2 separate regions of the Homo sapiens genome follow, and region 1 is linked to region 2. A link is an interaction called in ENCODE POLR2A ChIA-PET data of the cell type or tissue named here. Cell type or tissue: Panc1. All regions are shown on one strand. Each heading gives the region's core, and the rest is flanking DNA. Links, peaks and the distances in the headings are about the cores only.

Region 1 (5,702 bases), core at 164-5,163, 250 kb before region 2:
AGCATCAACTGTTTGGATTAGGTGGTATCTGACAAACGTTTCCACCCTAGGGTAACAATTTTTCCCTTTGTAATTAATAAGTGTTTTGTAGGGAGAGGCTCCAAGGCTATGCCAATGCCCTATTTCTCATCAATTTTTCACCCACTAGTTTTAGCAGGCAGTGATGGTTTTCCACCTGCATCGTTCCTTCTGTTCATTTCTGCTGTTGAGCTTCAGCGTCTTTGAAATTCTTACTCATGTCTCCCAGCCCATTCGTCTTTGTATAGACTGGAGTTGACATTGTGGCAAGTCACATTTGTGCCATTTGTAACTGTGATGAGAAAGTCGCTGATAGATACAGAGAAAAAAAATTAAAAACCATTCTACAAATAGTGTTTCTAAAGAAGAGACCAAACTGAAGGAAAAGAGGCAATTAAGAAAGTTAAAATGGGCTCTAAAAACAAAAACTTGAATTTATGGATTGAAAGAGCTCCTTTGAATTCTATAAAACTCAATGAAAATTGACATTCACCTAGACATATCCTAAAAACAGTTCAAATTGCAAGGGTTTAGAAATGTTTTCCTTCAAGCACCCATGCAGAAGAGAAAAAAAGGCAAATGCCAAAGGAACAAAAATAAAGGTAACCTTAGGGCTGTCTTTTGCCACCCTTAATGCCAGCAAACAGTGGGAAAAGAAGAGTTTGGGTAAGGAAAGGCTTATCCCAAGAATGACAAATCCTGTCCTACTTGCAAAGACCTCAGAAACATACCATTGCTCAGAAGGACCTGAAAGCACATTCCAGGTCCCAGAGTCTTTTCTCTCTCCTATTGCCCTGCAGAGACTCTTGACTTACCTTCACATTTTTCGTAGCCTGCAGCACACCACTTTCAGGAGCTCAGAAAGTATTTGTTGACCCATCCGTACAGACCCTCATTCTCCTCTCTGCTGCAGCCCACTGGCCTGCCGTGGGTCCTCACACGTGCTATGCCAGGCATACTACACTAGTGTTTCTTTGGCCAAAATGTCCTTCCCCACAATCAACGTGTCCAGCTCCCCACTTCTTTCAAAATGTGAAAGTCATGCTCTCAGGCCAGGCGCAGTGCCTCACACCTGTAATCCCAGCATTTTGTGGGGCCCAGACAGGCAGATTGCTTAGTCCAGGAGCTCAAGACCAGCCTGGGTAACATGGCAAACCCCCATCTCTACAAAAAATACAAAAGTTAGCCCGGCATGGTGGGAAGATCCCGTGAGCCCAGGAGGCAGAAGCTGCAGTGAGCTGAGGTCACACCACTACACTCCAGCCTGGGGGGACACAGTGAGACTGTGTCTCCAAAAAAAAGTCATTTTCTCATTGACACCTTCCCTGGTCATCCTGGGAAACATCCTGTTTAACCTGCTCACCCCCTCTATATTTCTTTTCTACTTTCTCTTAGTTTTTCTTCTTAGCATTTTAACACTGTATTAAAATATTTTAATAAACTTATTTATCTAATATTTTTTATTTTATTTTATTTTTGTTTGAGACAGAGTCTCCCTCTGTCGCTCAGGATGGAGTGCAGTGGTGCGATCTCGGCTCACTGAAACCTCCACCTCCCAGGTTCAAGCGATTCTCCTGCCTCAGCCTCCCGAGTAGCTGGGATTATAGGCATGTGCCACCACGCCTGGCTAATTTTTATATTTTTACCGAGATCATGCCACTGCACTCCAGCCTGGGTGACAGAGTGAGACTCCATCTCAAAAAAAAAAAAAAAGTGCAGGCCGGGCGCGGTGGCTCACGCCTGTATCCCAGCACTTTGGGAGGTTGAGGTGGGCAGATCACGAGGTCGAGAGATCGAGACCATCCTGGCCAACATGGTGAAACCCCGTCTCTACTAAAAATACAAAAATTAGCTGGGCATGGTGGCGGGTGCACGTAGTCCCAGCTACTCGGGAGGCTGAGGCCAGAGAATTGCTTGAACCTGGGAGGCGGAGGTTGCAGTGAGTCGAGACTGCACTCCAGCCTGGTGACAGAGCAAGACTCTGTCTCAAAAAAAAAAAAAAAAAAAAAGCATGTGAGAGAGGACACATGGCTTCCTAGGGAGACCAGAGTTTAAAGACCTTTGTCTTGTACCAACTCTAGAAACAGACTGAAATAGACGGGAAACACCTGAGCTAGAAAGAGCTGGCTTGCAGCGCTTGCCTGAAGGATTTAGGTCTGAGGTGGCTCTCAGGGGCTCTTTGGATGCATCTGGATTCAGCTTCCTGGCCATGCACACCCATGCCCACGCTTGTGTGTTTTGTCCCTGTTGGGGTTATCCACAGAGGGGTGTGCGGTGGTTCCCTACATTCCTAGTCCTCGGTTTGGGTATATGCTGTGAACATCCTGCCCCTGGGGGCAGCTGAGGAGAGTAATGAGCAGGAACTTTTATTGGGACAGAAGCCTGCAAGGAGAACCTTCCTTCTAGGAGGCCACTATCTACTTACCGCCTTCCCTCCCGGTTCATTTTCTGGACAATGATGCCACCTAGTGGGAAACGGTAAGAACTCACACAGCATTTCGACAACTATACATAGATCTTCAAATAAAAATTTCCCTACTTTGTATTAGGTTGGTGCAAAAGTAATTGTGGTTTTGCCATTAAAAGTATGGCCAAAACCACAATTACTTTTGCACCAACCTAATACTTAATTCTGTTACCCATTGAGTCCTGTTTGCTGGTTTCTCCCCAGGCCAAATACAGCACATGAGCAATCAGGATTTGCTAATACTATCACCAGTTTTTAAGACAGCTATAAATGATGTAAATAAATGTAAATTTAAAACTGATGCAGAGGCTGGGCGTGGTGGCTCACACCTGTAATCCCAGCACTTTGGGAGGCTGAGGCAGGGGGATCGCCTGATGTCAGGAGTTCAAAACCAGCCTGGCCAACATGGTGAAACCCCATCTCTACTAAAAATACAAAAAAATTAGCCGGACATGGTGGTGGGTGCCTGTAATCCCAGCTACTTGGGAGGTTGAGGCAGGAGAATCGCTTGAACCCAGGAGGCAGAGGTTGCAGTGAACCGAGATCACACCACTTGCACTCCAGCCTGGGTGACAGAGCAAGACTCTGTCTCAAAATAGAATAAAATTTTATTTTGAGCCACTGAGCCCGGCACAGTGGCTCACACCTGTAATCCCAGCATTTTAGGAGACCAAGGTGGATGGATTGCTTGAGCGCAGGAGTTCGAGAACAGCCTGGGCAACATGGTGAAACCGCGTCTCTACAAAATATTAGCGAGGTGTGGCAGTGCGCATCTGTAGTCCCAGCTACTTGGGAGGCTGAGGTGGGAGGATTGCTTGAGCCTGGGAGGTAGAGGCTGCAGTGAACCGAGATTGCACCACTGCACTCCAGCCTGGGCAACAGAGCGAGACCTTGTCTCAAACACACACACACACACACACACACACACACACACACACACACACTGATGCCCAGAAAGGCTTAATGAAAGGAGATATGCCAAAATGACCATAGCGACAGGGTTAGGATGGTGCAGTTATGTTGTCTAAATGCTTTGTGATACAATTATGATATAGTTTGCATTTCTTTCTTAGAAAGTTTGTGTTATTCATAGTATATTTTTTTAAGTAGTAGATCATGGTGAAAGTAAAGTTGGAAAATATGGAAAGAGAGACAATAAAGACAAAGTTACCCATAGTTTCACCACTCAAATATAACTTGTTTACATTTTTGGTGTGCTTCTATTTAGCCTTTTTTTAAATTACAGAGTTTATGTATTTTTTAATTGTGATTATGTATTTTCACGCTGGTAATAATTCTATTGGATTTATTTTACTAAAAGTCACCCTTTAGACAAAGCTGTTTCCAGAAACTATCATTAAGATGCATTGGCTTCCTGGAAATCTGATCTTACAATAATTTTTAATATTTTTGTGTTGTATGTTCATGTATATGGAGATATCTTCAAAAACGAGTAATTGGACAGGTGAAAACAGTAAGAAGACAGTACTTTTTAAATTCATGATGCAACATCCAGTGAGCCCACCAGCCACCAGCAGGGCCCAGCTGTGTGCTGGCGCCACCTGGTGGTCATGGTTATAAACGGTTTAATTCTCCGCCTCTCCTCTCTGCTTGGCACACTGAAAAGGAACAAGGCTGTGGTGAGCTCAAGGATACCCAGGAAATCTATGGATTGGAGTTTGCATTATGAGTACCAAATAGGCACCACATGAAAGGAAAGAAAGGTCTCATGGAATCTACGAAATGAAAAATTCAAAGAGGAATATAGCCATTTGGAGTTGTAGCCCTTGGGTTACCTCCAAATCATCTTTTTTACAAATCTCTTTTTTTTTTTTTTGAAATGGAATCTTGCTCTGTCACCCAGGCTGGAGTGCAGTGGCACGATCTCGGCTCACTGCAGCCTCTGCCTCCTGGGTTCCAGCAATTCTCCTGCCTCAGCCTCCTGGGTAGCTGGGACTATAGGCACACGCCACCATGCCCGGCTAATTTTTGTATTTTTAGTAGAGACAGGGTTTCACCATGTCGGCCAGGCTAGTCTCGAACTCCTGACTTCAGGTGTTCTGCCCGCCTTGGCCTCCCAAAATGCTGGGATTACAGGCATGAGTCATCGTGCCCGGCCACAAATCTCTTTTAAAAAGAAATCTCTTCTCCACTTGTAACTCACTTATCTTATTATCAAAAAACATAATTTCTGTCCTTTCTCTGTGACAGATAAGTTTTACGTTTTGAGAAGGTTCTGGGAGAGACAGGTTGTACAAGAGAAAACATTCTTGTTTATTAGAGCCATAAACAGCTGATATGAATCCCAGCTCTGCCACTTACTAACCGTGTCCCAGGCTAAGTCATGTAATCTTTCTGGGCTGTTCCCTCATCTCTGGAATGGGGGTAATCACAGCTTCTTTTCTAGGTTATAAGGAGTAGAAATTATGCCTGGTGCTGTGTTTGTAATGCAGGGTTCAGTGACCTGTAGATGTTTTTAAAATAAAAAGCCTTATGGATAAGTCAGATTAGGTTTAAACAATTAAAAAGTTAATTCTGTTTACCAATTGTAGAACGCACAGGTTTTTCCCATGTTAACATCTCTGAAGATGTGTCTGTGGCGTGCCAGCGTTTTTCTCAATAGCTTTATAAAATAATGGTGCTCCTTCCATTTGGTGGTGTTTTACACAGAATGTGGTAGTGAGGTCAGCAGAGTAAAGTGTTACAGAGAGAAGTGTTTCAAGTGCTTTAGGGTTGTGTCTGTAAAGCCTGAATATGAGACTTGGTAGTATGAGGTCTAATGGGGGCAACTCTCCCCCTGCCCTGTTCCCAGTCCCAGACTTGAACCTGAGAGCAACTGTTTCTATGAAGTTTATTTGAAAAATGTGTGTTAAACCTTTTCAGGGCCGGGCGCAGTGGTTCACACCTGTAATCCCAGCACCTTGGGAGGCCGAGGCGGGTGGATCACCTGAGGTCAGGAGTTCAAGACCAGCCTGGCCCACATGGTGAAACCCTATCTGTACTAAAAATACAAAAAAATTAGCCAGGCGTGATGGCAGACGCCTGTAATCCCAGCTACTCCAGAGGCTGAGACAGGAGAATTGCTGGAATCCGGGAGGCAGAGGCTGCAGTGAGCCGAGATCATGCTACTGCACTCCAGCCTGGGTGACAGAGCAAGACTCCATCTCAAAAAACAAAACAAAACAAAAAAAAAACCTTTTTAGATTCAATGAGATGA
Region 2 (5,702 bases), core at 450-5,449:
TAGGTGTTTTGTTCACCATTATAATGAATTTAGTGAGCATAGGTGATCCATGTAACTGCCTAGAAACAACACTGTAGTAAATAATGCTTTGAAATTGAACCTTTGTGCCCTATCACCCAACGCTCCAAAGTCATAATTGCATTGACTTTCCCCACCAGATGCTGAAAATGTCCTTGTGATGTGCACGTAAAGTACTTGTAGTTCCACTTATAGCCTCTGTCTGGCAATGCCACAGCCCTGTCAGCATGAATTTGTAATGTCTTGAGCTCTATTATGAATGTGAAGCCTTCCCCTTATCCTCCCTGTAACTTGATCCATTTCTAATTATGTAGCTCTTTGTCAGGGAGTGTTCCCTATCCAATCAATCTTGCATGTAACGCAAGTTCCCAGTTGGAGCTCCAGCCTGACATCAAAAAAGGCAGTTACCATTAAACCATCTCCCTGGTGCTTATGCTCTTAATTGCCACCTCTAACAGCACCAAATCAAAATCTCTCCACTTTCAGCTGTCTTTTGGAGGACGTACGTAATAAGGTTTTAATTTAGTAAACCAATCCTATGCATGGTTTCAGCACTAGCCAAACCTCACCAACTCCTAGTTCTAGAAAAACAGGCACTTGGCAGCCTTGTGATGTCATACAGAGAAGTCACAGGGCAGTACCTGAGGGTCTGTAGGTTGCACACTTTGGTACCAGATAACTTTTTTTTTTCTTTATAAGAAAGCCTGAGTACTCCACACTGCACAATAACTCCTCCCAGGGTTTTAACTTTGTTTTATTTTCAAAACCAGGTCCAATGAGCTTTCTGAACAGCTGGTGTAGCTACAGAGAAACCAGCTTCCTTCAGAGAGCAGTGCTTTTGGCGGGGAGGAGGAAATCCCTTCATACTTGAACGTTTTCTAATTGCTTATTTATTGTATTCTGGGGTATGGCGTAAGTACAGAGAAGCCATCACCTCAGATGGCAGCTTTTAAAAGATTTTTTTTTTTTCTCTCAACACCATGATTCCTTTAACAACATGTTTCCAGCATTCCCAGGTAGGCCAAGGTGTCCTACAGAAAAACCTTGGGTTAGACCTACAGGGGGTCTGGCTGGTGTTAACAGAAGGGAGGGCAGAGCTGGTGCGGCTGGCCATGGAGAAAGCTGACTTGGCTGGTGTGGTACAGAGAAGCCAGCTTGTTTACATGCTTATTCCATGACTGCTTGCCCTAAGCAGAAAGTGCCTTTCAGGATCTATTTTTGGAGGTTTATTACGTATGTCTGGTTCTCAATTCCAACAGTTTAATGAAGATCTAAATAAAATGCTAGGTTCTACCTTAACTGTGTCTGTTACTCATTTGTTAAAGTGCTTTGGGGCCATAGGTACGTGCCTATAATCCCAACACTTTGAAAGGCTGAGGTAGGAGGATCACTTTAACATAGAAGTTGGAGGCTGTAGCGAACCATTATCAAGCCACTGCACTCCAGCCTGGGTGACTGAGACTTTGGCTCTTAAAAAATGCTATCATATGAATAACCTGAGAATACTATATGTGTATCTTTAACCTTGAATTGTAATCCATAATTAGCCATAATTCAGGAAAATAACCTCAATCCCTAGACCCAGTGGGTGGGCATTTTTTAAAAGCCTAAGCAAGATTTAGTCCTCCTAGTCCACTTAAGCCAAAATTCATGTGTCCTTATTGCAGCAGCCATTCAATGCCATTTTTAAGTTTTCAACTAAGGTTGAGGGCTTCAAACCATTGAAGGCATAAAAACCGCTAAAAGTATTAACCTGGAAGTGGTAATGTCTATCTAAAGTCCTGGCAATTTAAGCCTATTAATCTGCATACATTTTTAAATTATGAGCTTAGTTTTAAGGGTTGTATGATGTTTTCATCTGAGAAGTTCTGAAACGTGATTTCTAGTCAATATCTTGCAGAGATAAATAATGCAAATTAGCTGAAAATGCTATAAATTTCCAAAGGCTTAAATTTCATTTATGGCAGGTTGTGTAGAAAATCCGCAGACCACACTGCTCTTGAACCTAGGAGCTACATGCATAGAGAATAGCCACTTGGATTACATTTCTACCAACATCTGAATGGTGGTCCAGCTTGTCCTGCAAATGTAGAGCCAAGGAGTGCTTGCTTATGCCTGTTTGCATGGAGACTTAAAAACTTGGAAATTTGGAGGCCAGGCGGAGTGGCCTGTAATATAGGCCACTATATAGTAATATAGGCGTGAGCCTATAATCCTAGCACTTTGGGAGGCCAAGGCATGCAGATCACGAGACCATCCTGGCTAACACAGTGAAACCCTGTCTCTACTAAAAATATAAAAAAGTTAGCCAGGCACCTGTAGTCCCAGCTACTCAGGAGGCCGAGGCAGGAGAATGGCGTGAACCCGGGAGGTGGAGCTTGCAGTGAGCTGAAATCGTGCCACCACACTCCGGCCAGGGTAACAGAGTGAGACTTAAAAAAAAAGCCGTGGAAATCTGGGTATGGTAGCTTACACCTGTAATCCCAGCACTTTGGGAGGCTAATGCGGGTGGATCACCTGAGGTCACGGTTTGATACCAGCCTGGCAAACTGAAACCCCGTCTCTACCAAAAATACAAAAAAGCTGGGTGTGGTGGCAGGTGCTTGTAATCCCAGCTACTCAGGAGGCTGGAGAATCACTTGAACCCAGGAGGCAGAGGTTGCAGTGAGCCGAGATGGCGCCATTGCACTCCAGCCTGGGCCAGAGCAAGGTTCCTTCTCAAAAAACTTGGAAATCTGTTGGGAAGTAGGGGGAGGGCAAGGTTAAAACCTATGCAGGTGTGTCAATTAGACTTGTTCCAACTTGAGAACCTGAATTTTGCATGTAATTGAAATGTTCCAGAACAAGTCTGGCAGTTTCATAAGGGAGTTTTTAGATGCCAATACATTGCAGATAACCATATTGGCTACATTAGGGGAATGAGCATGGATAGGTGCCTCCAAGTTGGTAGAATAGCATGAGAAGTTTTCAAAAGTAACCGCTTTAAGGTTATGTTCAGTATTTGCTAAGTAAACAAAGATTCCCCAACCTTGAGGGAGCTTGTGGACCAAGGGGATAGTGTTGTCCTGCCCAGCCTAGGGGAAAAGTATCCTGAAGGTTAATAAGGTGGTGGAGGAACATTAGGCCACAGGGAGCAGAGGGAAAGCATAACAGCAGGGGATGATAAGGGTGATTATAGTTTAGAAAGCATGAAAGTATGACTTAAGGAAATGTCTTTAGGTTGAACATTCTGTATATAACCTGCCTTTCTAAAGTTTCAAAGGGGATGGATACCCATCAGGGGCAAAGATCCAAATCCTGAGGGTAGAATGAGGAGGATGTATACTAAAGTCTTTTGGCTAAAAGGACATTGATAGCCCATTTTTAGAATGGCTACAGTTGCAACCCAACTCTACCCCACTGAACAGCTTTTATTACCAGTATTTACATGACCACTTTTTCTTTACACCTCACCCTACCCCAATATCTTCCTTGGGAAAATTGGTCAGAGAGGTGGTATACTAACAGTTTGGGGAAGGGCAGCATCCTTGCCCATATTTAGAAAAATACTTTTTCAAGTGTCTTCTCCCAAGTAACTCTTGGGACTTTTGTTACCAGTCAAGTAGGTACAGTGAGTTTGGCAAACAACATAGTGGCAAAGTATCTTCTATTGTGTTACTATGAGAGAAGATCTGCAAAAGGATTGAAAATCAGCATCCCTCCCACCCATTCTTACAAAGTAATCAGGGGACCCTGTGCCACAGCCATTGCTTGCCCATATAATACCTTGAATGAATTAGAGATTTTCCACCAAACTCCATTTGGCCTCCTCAGTGGTGGGGGAGGGTGGCAATCTGCTTGACAACTAACATGTCGGCCCTGTCCTGGTCTATCCCTAACTAGATGCTAATACAAAGGTTGAAAATACAGATATAGGTAGTAATGAAAACAGATTTGGCTGGGCACGGTGGCTCACACCTGTAATCCCAGCCCTTTGGGAGGCCAAGGCAGGTGGATACTTAAGGTCATGAGTTTGAGACCAGCCTGGCCAATGTGGGAAACCATGTCTCTACTAAAAATACAAAAATTAGTTGGGCGTGGTGGTGGGCACCTGTAGTCCCAGCTACATGGGAGGCTGAAGTGGAAGAATCGTTTAAACCCAGGAGGTGGTGGCTGCAGTAAGCCAAGATTGTGCCACTGAACTCCAGCCTGGGTGATAGAGTGAAACCCTGTCTTTAAAAAAAAATAGATTCAAGAGGTATCCAGGAGGTAAAATTGATGGGACTTGGCAATTTTAAGAAATGCAAGGAAAAAGGAAGAGTCAAGGCTGATGACCTAGAGATAACAGCTTGGCTAAGGTACAGAGCTGCCATTCAATAATAAAGAATAAGGAAGTCTGAGTTGGGGATGAATGTAAGTTCTGTTTAGGATGAACTGAGCTTGATAGCCCTGTGGGATATCCAGGTGGAACTTAGACCTATACGTCTAGGGCACAGGAAAGAAACCTAGCATCGTTGGAAATCCTGGAGTAGACACAATCATCTGAAGTATGTATACTGAAAAAGCAGTTGCTTAGGAAAGAACCCCCGGAACACTGTCCAAGGAGGAGTGGGGGAGAGTATGGGAAGAGAAGCCTGCAAAGAGATGCAATCATTTACAGAAGTTACTGAGACTGCCAATTTACTACCGGTCTCTGCTACAAGTCCATGAGCTCCCAAAGCAGGGATCCTTTTTCATAACCCTGCATTCTCGCTTCCTAGCTCAGTGCCAACCCTTTGAATTTTCACTGAACTGAGGAGCTTCCTGAGTTACCCTTGTATACCCCAACCTACAAAATGTCTAAGCATTCCCTAATCCCTTACTAAATTTAGTTAATTCTTACTTTACCTCCCCTTCTGCTCACCAAAGGCTAGAATAATACCAAATACTAAGCTTATTTTTAGAGAAAATCTAGCAATCATCTAGATTTCCTTATTTAACTTTGATGCTGCTATTCTGACTGCTCTCATAACTGCTAGTGAAACACTGGGTGTATATAGATAATAGGAACAAAGAAGGAACCAAAATTGCAATGAAGATAAATTACTTTGTGTGCATTTACAACCTGACCACCATCCAATTATACTTTTAATTAAGAAAACATGTTTTAAGCTGCATTATTTCAGATTATCAGTGATTCTGAAAATTACAAGTGGCAGGGTGCAGGACCTTAAGTCAAATAGACGTTAAGTTCAAACCATCAGTCCATTCGTCACTAGCTGTATGTCTTCGGGCAAATTATTTTACCTCTCAGCCTAATGTAATAATGCAGGTAACACTGCTCACGCGGTGTGTTGCACATAGCAAACACTTGGGAACAGTTAGCTATTCATCGTGGTACATTAAATTGCTTTTCCCCAAGAGCCACTTTATTTATTTATTTTGAGACGAAGTCTTGCTCTGTTGCCCAGGAGTGCAGTGGCTCGATCTCGGCTCACTGCAACCTCCACCTCCTGGGCCCAAGCGATTCTCATGCCTCAGCCTCCTGGGTAGTTGGATTACAGGCACCCACCACCACGTCTGGCTAATTTTTGTATTTTTAGTAGAGAAGGGGTTTTGCCATGTTGGCCAGGCTGGTCTCGAACTCCTGGCCTCAAGTGATCTGCCCACCTCAGCCTCCCAAAATGCTGGGATTACAGGCGTGAGCCACGGCACCCAGCCCCCAA

What was found. Peaks named below come from ENCODE experiments on the same cell type or tissue, not always from the same donor. Only the 100,000 strongest peaks of a DNase experiment are listed, where the experiment ranks them.
Region 1: POLR2A ChIA-PET joins it to region 2 with 14 read pairs; 8 of 35 experiments call an interaction of 5 or more read pairs at or near these places.

What each region holds. Positions count from the first base shown.
Region 1 is chr2:85,296,476-85,302,177 of GRCh38, forward strand. The region is part of intron 4 of TCF7L1 (transcription factor 7 like 1); the gene reads left to right. Among named protein-coding and RNA genes, the nearest start is that of TGOLN2, 29 kb to the right of the region's middle. In Panc1, for the core only: CTCF peaks have their summits at 2,490 (motif pointing left), 2,692 and 4,041 (motif pointing left); DNase peaks (open chromatin) are centred at 2,466 and 4,037; H3K27ac peaks cover 856 bases.
Region 2 is chr2:85,543,964-85,549,665 of GRCh38, forward strand. It overlaps MAT2A (methionine adenosyltransferase 2A), which reads left to right. Exons shown (of 9, transcript NM_005911.6): 9 at 1-1,318. It overlaps GGCX (gamma-glutamyl carboxylase), which reads right to left. Exons shown (of 15, transcript NM_000821.7): 15 at 757-5,702. Among named protein-coding and RNA genes, the nearest start is that of MAT2A, 7.6 kb to the left of the region's middle. In Panc1, for the core only: a CTCF peak has its summit at 2,707; no DNase peak of the experiment used is centred there; H3K4me3 peaks cover 1,257 bases; H3K27ac peaks cover 4,928 bases.